2 separate regions of the Homo sapiens genome follow, and region 2 is linked to region 1. Evidence: chromatin contacts called from ENCODE Hi-C data. All regions are on one chromosome and are shown on one strand. The core of a region is the stretch at or near the end of the contact, and the rest is flanking DNA. Distances in the headings are between cores, read along the strand shown. Region 1 holds the start of FBXO31 (F-box protein 31). Region 2 overlaps BANP (BTG3 associated nuclear protein).

What was found. A loop is a pair of places that touch in the nucleus more often than their neighbours do. Pooled maps may share reads with other maps.
Region 2: a pooled map shows a loop between it and region 1 (7-fold over the local background). The contact joins the enhancer-like site here to the promoter of FBXO31 in region 1. A Hi-C loop is called at or near these places in 3 of 37 single-sample maps with no recorded cell type and 5 of 50 pooled maps.

The regions. Positions count from the first base shown.
Region 1 is chr16:87,382,452-87,385,151 of GRCh38, reverse strand. FBXO31 (F-box protein 31) reads left to right here and starts at 1,376. Exons shown (of 9, transcript NM_024735.5): 1 at 1,376-1,747. The coding sequence starts at 1,408. It overlaps TRM-CAT6-1 (tRNA-Met (anticodon CAT) 6-1), which reads left to right and starts at 1,058; the gene lies at 1,058-1,130. It overlaps LOC124903747 (a long non-coding RNA gene), which reads right to left and starts at 1,219. Exons shown (of 2, transcript XR_007065168.1): 1 at 956-1,219. RefSeq lists enhancers at 268-919, 920-1,573 and silencers at 981-1,640, 1,781-2,020.
Region 2 is chr16:88,045,425-88,048,146 of GRCh38, reverse strand. The region is part of intron 11 of BANP (BTG3 associated nuclear protein); the gene reads right to left. Among named protein-coding and RNA genes, the nearest start is that of BANP, 95 kb to the right of the region's middle. Within about 2 kb of position 1,403, at least 3 of the 41 ENCODE cell types and tissues checked have a DNase peak (open chromatin) inside an H3K27ac peak, as active enhancers do.

The sequences.
Region 1 (2,700 bases), core at 127-2,626:
TGGGGGCGTCTCACTATGTGGGTAGGCTGGTCTCCGACTCCTGGGCTTAACCGATCTACCCGCCTCGGCCTCCCAAAGTGCTAGAATTACAGGCGTGAGCCACTGCGCCTGGCCTGTGTGGTTTGTTTGTTTGTTTGTTTGAAGAGACAGGGTTTCACCATGTTGGTCAGGCGGGTCTCAAACTCCTGACCTCAGGTGATGCACCCTTCTCCGCCTCCCAAAGTGCTGGGATTACAGACGTGAGCCACCGCGCCCAGCCATTTGTGGCTATTTTTGTTTTTTGTTTGTTTTGGAGACAGGGTCACGCTGTGTTGCCCAGGCTGAAGTGCAGTGGCACCATCACGGGTCACTACAGCCTCGGCCTCCTGGGATCAAGCGATCCTCCCGTCTCAGCTTCTCTTTCTAAAATTTTGTTTTGTAGACAGGGTCTCGCTGTATTGCCCAGGCCGGTCTCGAGCTCCTGGCCTCGATTGATACTCCCGCCTGGGCCTCCAAGAGATGGGGTCCGAGGCGAGCCCACGGCGACGTGCGCGGCTGCTCAGGTGAGAGGACGCCTTCGCGGTCACCACCCGCGGACCTGGGAGACGACCCCGCTCAGCGGCCTCGGCGGAGCCCAGCTGGAGCAGGCGTGCGCGGCTCCCAGCAGCTGCAGGAACAGGCGCCCTTTGGGCGGCGCCGCATGGCAGGGCCTCCCTTTCCAGACCGGGCGCGCATCCCCGGATCTCTTGGGCCGCGCCGGCCGCCGCCCCTCCAAGCCCTCCCCGGGGCTTCCGCAGGGAGCTCGGGATCCCCGAAGGTCCCTGCAGAGCTCCGCAGCTCGGGCCTTTTGGTTACCATAAGGCGGAGACGATGGAACGCGCGTTGTTTCAATGGACAAAAGGGCTTCTAGGCGCCCTTTGGGGTTCTGGCTGCTGCCTCTGTATTTGGAGGCTGTAAGGCGCATCTTTCTACTCACCGGCCGGCGCGGCACAGTTTCGGGCGCCGGAAGCGGGACGCACGGGCGCGAGGGGCGACCCCTATCTCCACAAAAGCCGCGGCGCGAAGTGGTCGCCGAGCAGCCTCGTTAGCGCAGTAGGCAGCGCGTCAGTCTCATAATCTGAAGGTCGTGAGTTCGAGCCTCACACGGGGCAGTCTAACGTTTTGCACTCGGCATCACCACTTTCTTTTCTCATGCCCGTCACGGGCGGCGCCCTCACGCTGGAGGGGAGGGCAGCAGTGCGGGGTCTCTGAGGTCGCCGCCCCGCGGGGAGGGGGTGGCGCGGCCGGGGCGGAGCTCTACGTAGGGGCGGGGCTAGGCTCTCCAGGGGGCGTGGCGAGCTCTGCGGCGGGGGCGTGGCTCGGCGCTGGCGGGGCGGGGCCGCGCTGGAGCGTGCGCACAGGCGGCAGCAGTGGCCGTCACTGGGCGGCATGGCGGTGTGTGCTCGCCTTTGCGGCGTGGGCCCGTCGCGCGGATGTCGGCGCCGCCAGCAGCGCCGGGGCCCGGCCGAGACGGCGGCGGCCGACAGCGAGCCGGACACAGACCCCGAGGAGGAGCGCATCGAGGCTAGCGCCGGGGTCGGGGGCGGCTTGTGCGCGGGCCCCTCGCCGCCGCCCCCGCGCTGCTCGCTGCTGGAGCTGCCGCCCGAGCTGCTGGTGGAGATCTTCGCGTCGCTGCCGGGCACGGACCTACCCAGCTTGGCCCAGGTCTGCACGAAGTTCCGGCGCATCCTCCACACCGACACCATCTGGAGGAGGCGTTGCCGTGAGGGTGAGCGCGCGGGGGTGGCGGGGCCGGGAGGGGCGGGGGGTCCCTGCCAGGTGGAGGCCTCGGAGCTGGGAGTGGCGGGGGCGGTGGCCCCGGCCGGGGGCCACCAGTTGGGCGCGGGGCCCGGCGATGTGGTGTTTTGGGTGTGGGTGGGGAGCGGCCGCGGTGACACCACGTTGAGGGGGCCAGGGAGGTATTTGAGGCGGTTAGGGAGGGTCCGAGGGGTCCAAGAGAGGCAGACGGGGTAGGGAGGGGTTGAGGGCGTCAGGGAGGCATCGAAGAGGCCCTGACGCGGGGCACGGGACACCACGGGGCCGAGGCCGTGCCGGGAGCTGGGGCTGGGATCCCTCGAGGTCTGCGCGGGGCCTAAGCTGACGCCTGGGGGCCGCCTCCTCTGCCCCTGTCTTGAAGGCGAGCCGAGGGTGCCCCGCTGGCCCTGACCAGAGACGAGGTGAACTTGAAGAAATGGGAGCAGGCCGGGCGCGGTTTCACGCCTGTAATCTCAGCACTTAGGGAGGCCGAGGCGGGCGGGTCACCTGAGGTCAGGAGTTCGAGACCAGCCTGGTGAAGATGGTAAAACCCCGTCTCTACTTACAAAAATACAAAAATTAGCCGGGCGTGGTAGCGGGCGCCTGTAATCCCAGCTACTCGGGAGGGTGAGGCAGAAGAATGGCTTGAACCCGGGAGGCGGAGGTTGCACTGAGCCAACATCTGGGCCATTGCACTCCACCCTAGGCGACAGAGTGCGACTTGGTCTCAAACAACAGCAACAAAAAAAATTACGGGAGTAGGGGAAGCCCAGTGTCGGGGGCTCCTGATGGTGGGGGCGTAGAGAGACGGATGGATCACAGCGGTGCGGGCTGGACTTTTGCCTTCAGCAATATTGGATGTAACAGATCACAGGAGGAGATGTTTATTTAATCTGGAGTTCAAGGCTCTCTCTGTTTAAAGGTTGA
Region 2 (2,722 bases), core at 154-2,653, 660 kb before region 1:
AAATTCTACTCATATTTCAGTGTCCAAATTGAAAAACTGGTATGACAAAGTCACGGCCAGCTGCGGAAGCCACACAAGTCAGAGGGCCCAGCAGGCCTTGGTGCTCTTTGAGCCGGCCCTGCACGTCCCATCACCCATCAGCTTTCCTGCCCTCCCCAGGGGACAGCCCCCTAAGTCCCAGTGTTTGCTTCGGCCAAGCCCTTGCGGACCCTGCTAATCAGGGTTAAATTCAGATAGAATCTTCAAAATGTTTAAGTGACAGGACATAGTCATAGCAGTGTAAAAAGAAAGCACAGTCAAACCCAACATTTGGGTGCATTACTGCCAAGTACACCAAACATAGGAAGGAGTTCACTATGTACCACATTCCTAGCTCACTGGTATTTTAAATCCTCTGAGGACCTGAACGTGGTCTGCAGGAGTGCTCTGTGCTCTGTGGGGAGAACAGCTGTTCTGGGTGACTATTAGGAGTACACTAGGGCTGTTCCCACTAAGAACATCAGACTCCAGTGAGGCCCGGCGCCCTGAATTACTGCCCTTCTGGACATGTTCAGGAGGAGTCTGGATTTGAATAAGGATGCCACCTACAGCCATCCCAGCTCACACCCATGGGCACTGATCTTTGAGCTCCAATGAGGGCTGAAAGAACAAACATGCACCCTGTTCCATTCTACCAAGCCTGACTGATGCACACCCAAGCAGGGGGCCAAACTCAGCTTCCTGGTTTGGGGGAAGGAGCAAGGCCCATTCACTGACGTGCATGAAAATACTGCCTTGACTGACACTCTCACTACCTAACGGAGATGTGGGGAGAAACTGGCAGTTTTCGCCAAGGAACTGGGGCAAGCATTCTTGGCCCTTCCCCACCCTGGTGGTATCTTACTTTGGGCCCTTCCCCACCCTGGTGTCCTGCGTTACGTGACCCGCATCAAGCCCAAACTCCTGGCAGCCCCGGGAGCTCTGGCTTGGGATTTTAAACAACACAAACAATGCCACCTCCCACCCAGGACCGCACGAGTTCATGGCTCCCTAAGATCACCAAAACACGTTCACATGATAAGGATTTTTTTTTTTCTTTTTTGAGACGGAGTCTCGCTATGTCGCCCAGGCTGGAATGCAATGGCGCAATCTTGGCTCACTGCAAGCTCCACCTCCCGGGTCCACACCATTCTCTTGCCTCAGCCTCCCGAGTAGCTGGGAGTACAGGCGCCCACCCCCACGTCCGGCTAATTTTTTGTATTTTTAGTAGAGACGGGGTTTCACCGTGTTAGCCAGGACGGTCTCGATCTCCTGACTTCGTGATCTGCCCGCCTCGGCCTCCTAAAGTGCTGGGATTACAGGCGTGAAGCACCGTGCCCGGCCAACATGATATGGATTTTAAAGAACACAAACACAACACGGTGAAACCCCGTGTCTACTAAAAATACAAAAATTAGCCGGGTGCGGTGGCGGGTGCCTATATAATCCCAGCGACTCAGGAGGCTGAGGCAGGAGAATCGCCTGAACCTGGGAGACGGAGGTTGCAGTGAGCCAAGATGGCATCACTGCACTCCAGCCTGGGCAACAGAGCAAGACTCCGTGTCAAAAAAAATAAAAATTAAAAACATTTTTAAAAAATTAAAAAAAGAACATAAACAATGCCAACTCCCACCCAAGACTGCACGAGCTCACAGCTCCCTAAGATCACTAGAGCACGTCCACGTTATGCTGAGTATTTCTTTACCAAACCGTTTAATTCACGTGAAAGAATGAACTTTGTAGTCAGATTGCTTTACAGCGATGAGGTTCAGATGACCTGCTTTAAAAGGTTCCGTCCTGGTCATCATTTTCACAAGACGATACTTCCTAGTTAATTAACTAATGCTTTGAGTACGCAGTTTTAAAACAGTATCTCTAAAATCACACACACACACACATTCACACATGCAAAAGGCAGAAGTGAAAGGCCCACCTCCGCGTCAGGAGGCTCTAAGGGCCGCAGTCCAGTGACGTCACTCAAATGAGTTACTCCTCGTATGTGCACAGGGTAAAGCTTCTGTCTGCAGACCACAGCCCGCCTACTCACCACCTGGGCACCAGTGCCAGTGTGGTCAGTTTTTGAGGATGTGCACCGCCCCTCCCTGAGTGCTGGAGTGTGGACGGCACCTGCCAAGGGCAGCCCGGAGGCTGGTGAGTGCCAGGTGGGCCGTGTGCGCCCAGCGAAGCCCACCAACTTCCTGAGCAGGTGCTGCTGCCACCCCACTGCAGTGAAGAGGGCACTGAAGTACGAGGAAGCGACACTGCCAATCCCAAGACGACAGACACTGAGGGAGCGGCCGCCCTGAGACTGGGACACATGGCAACTCTCCCACCCCCCACCCATCCAGTTCTCTCCCAAAAGATCTGCCAACCACAGCCGGGCCCTCATCTGTGGCCAAGAAGAGTATTTGAGGAGGTGGCCTCAGGGAGAAGAAAGGTGCTGTGGTCAGGGTGGCACCACACCTCCAATTCTCCACTTTACTCACAGGCTCCCCCACCTCTGGCTGGTCTGAATGCCCGGCATAGCAGGGCTCTGTGGGGAGTGAGGGGAGCGCTTCTCTGCCGGGAATGAACGAGGGAGTCCAGCATGTTATGTTCGACAGGTGCTGCACAGGGAAGAAAGGTCCTTCCTGTTGCTGGAAGAGCCTGGGCTCTGGCCCCCAAGGGCTGCTCCTGCTGAGGCCCCTTAGCACAGCCCAGCTGC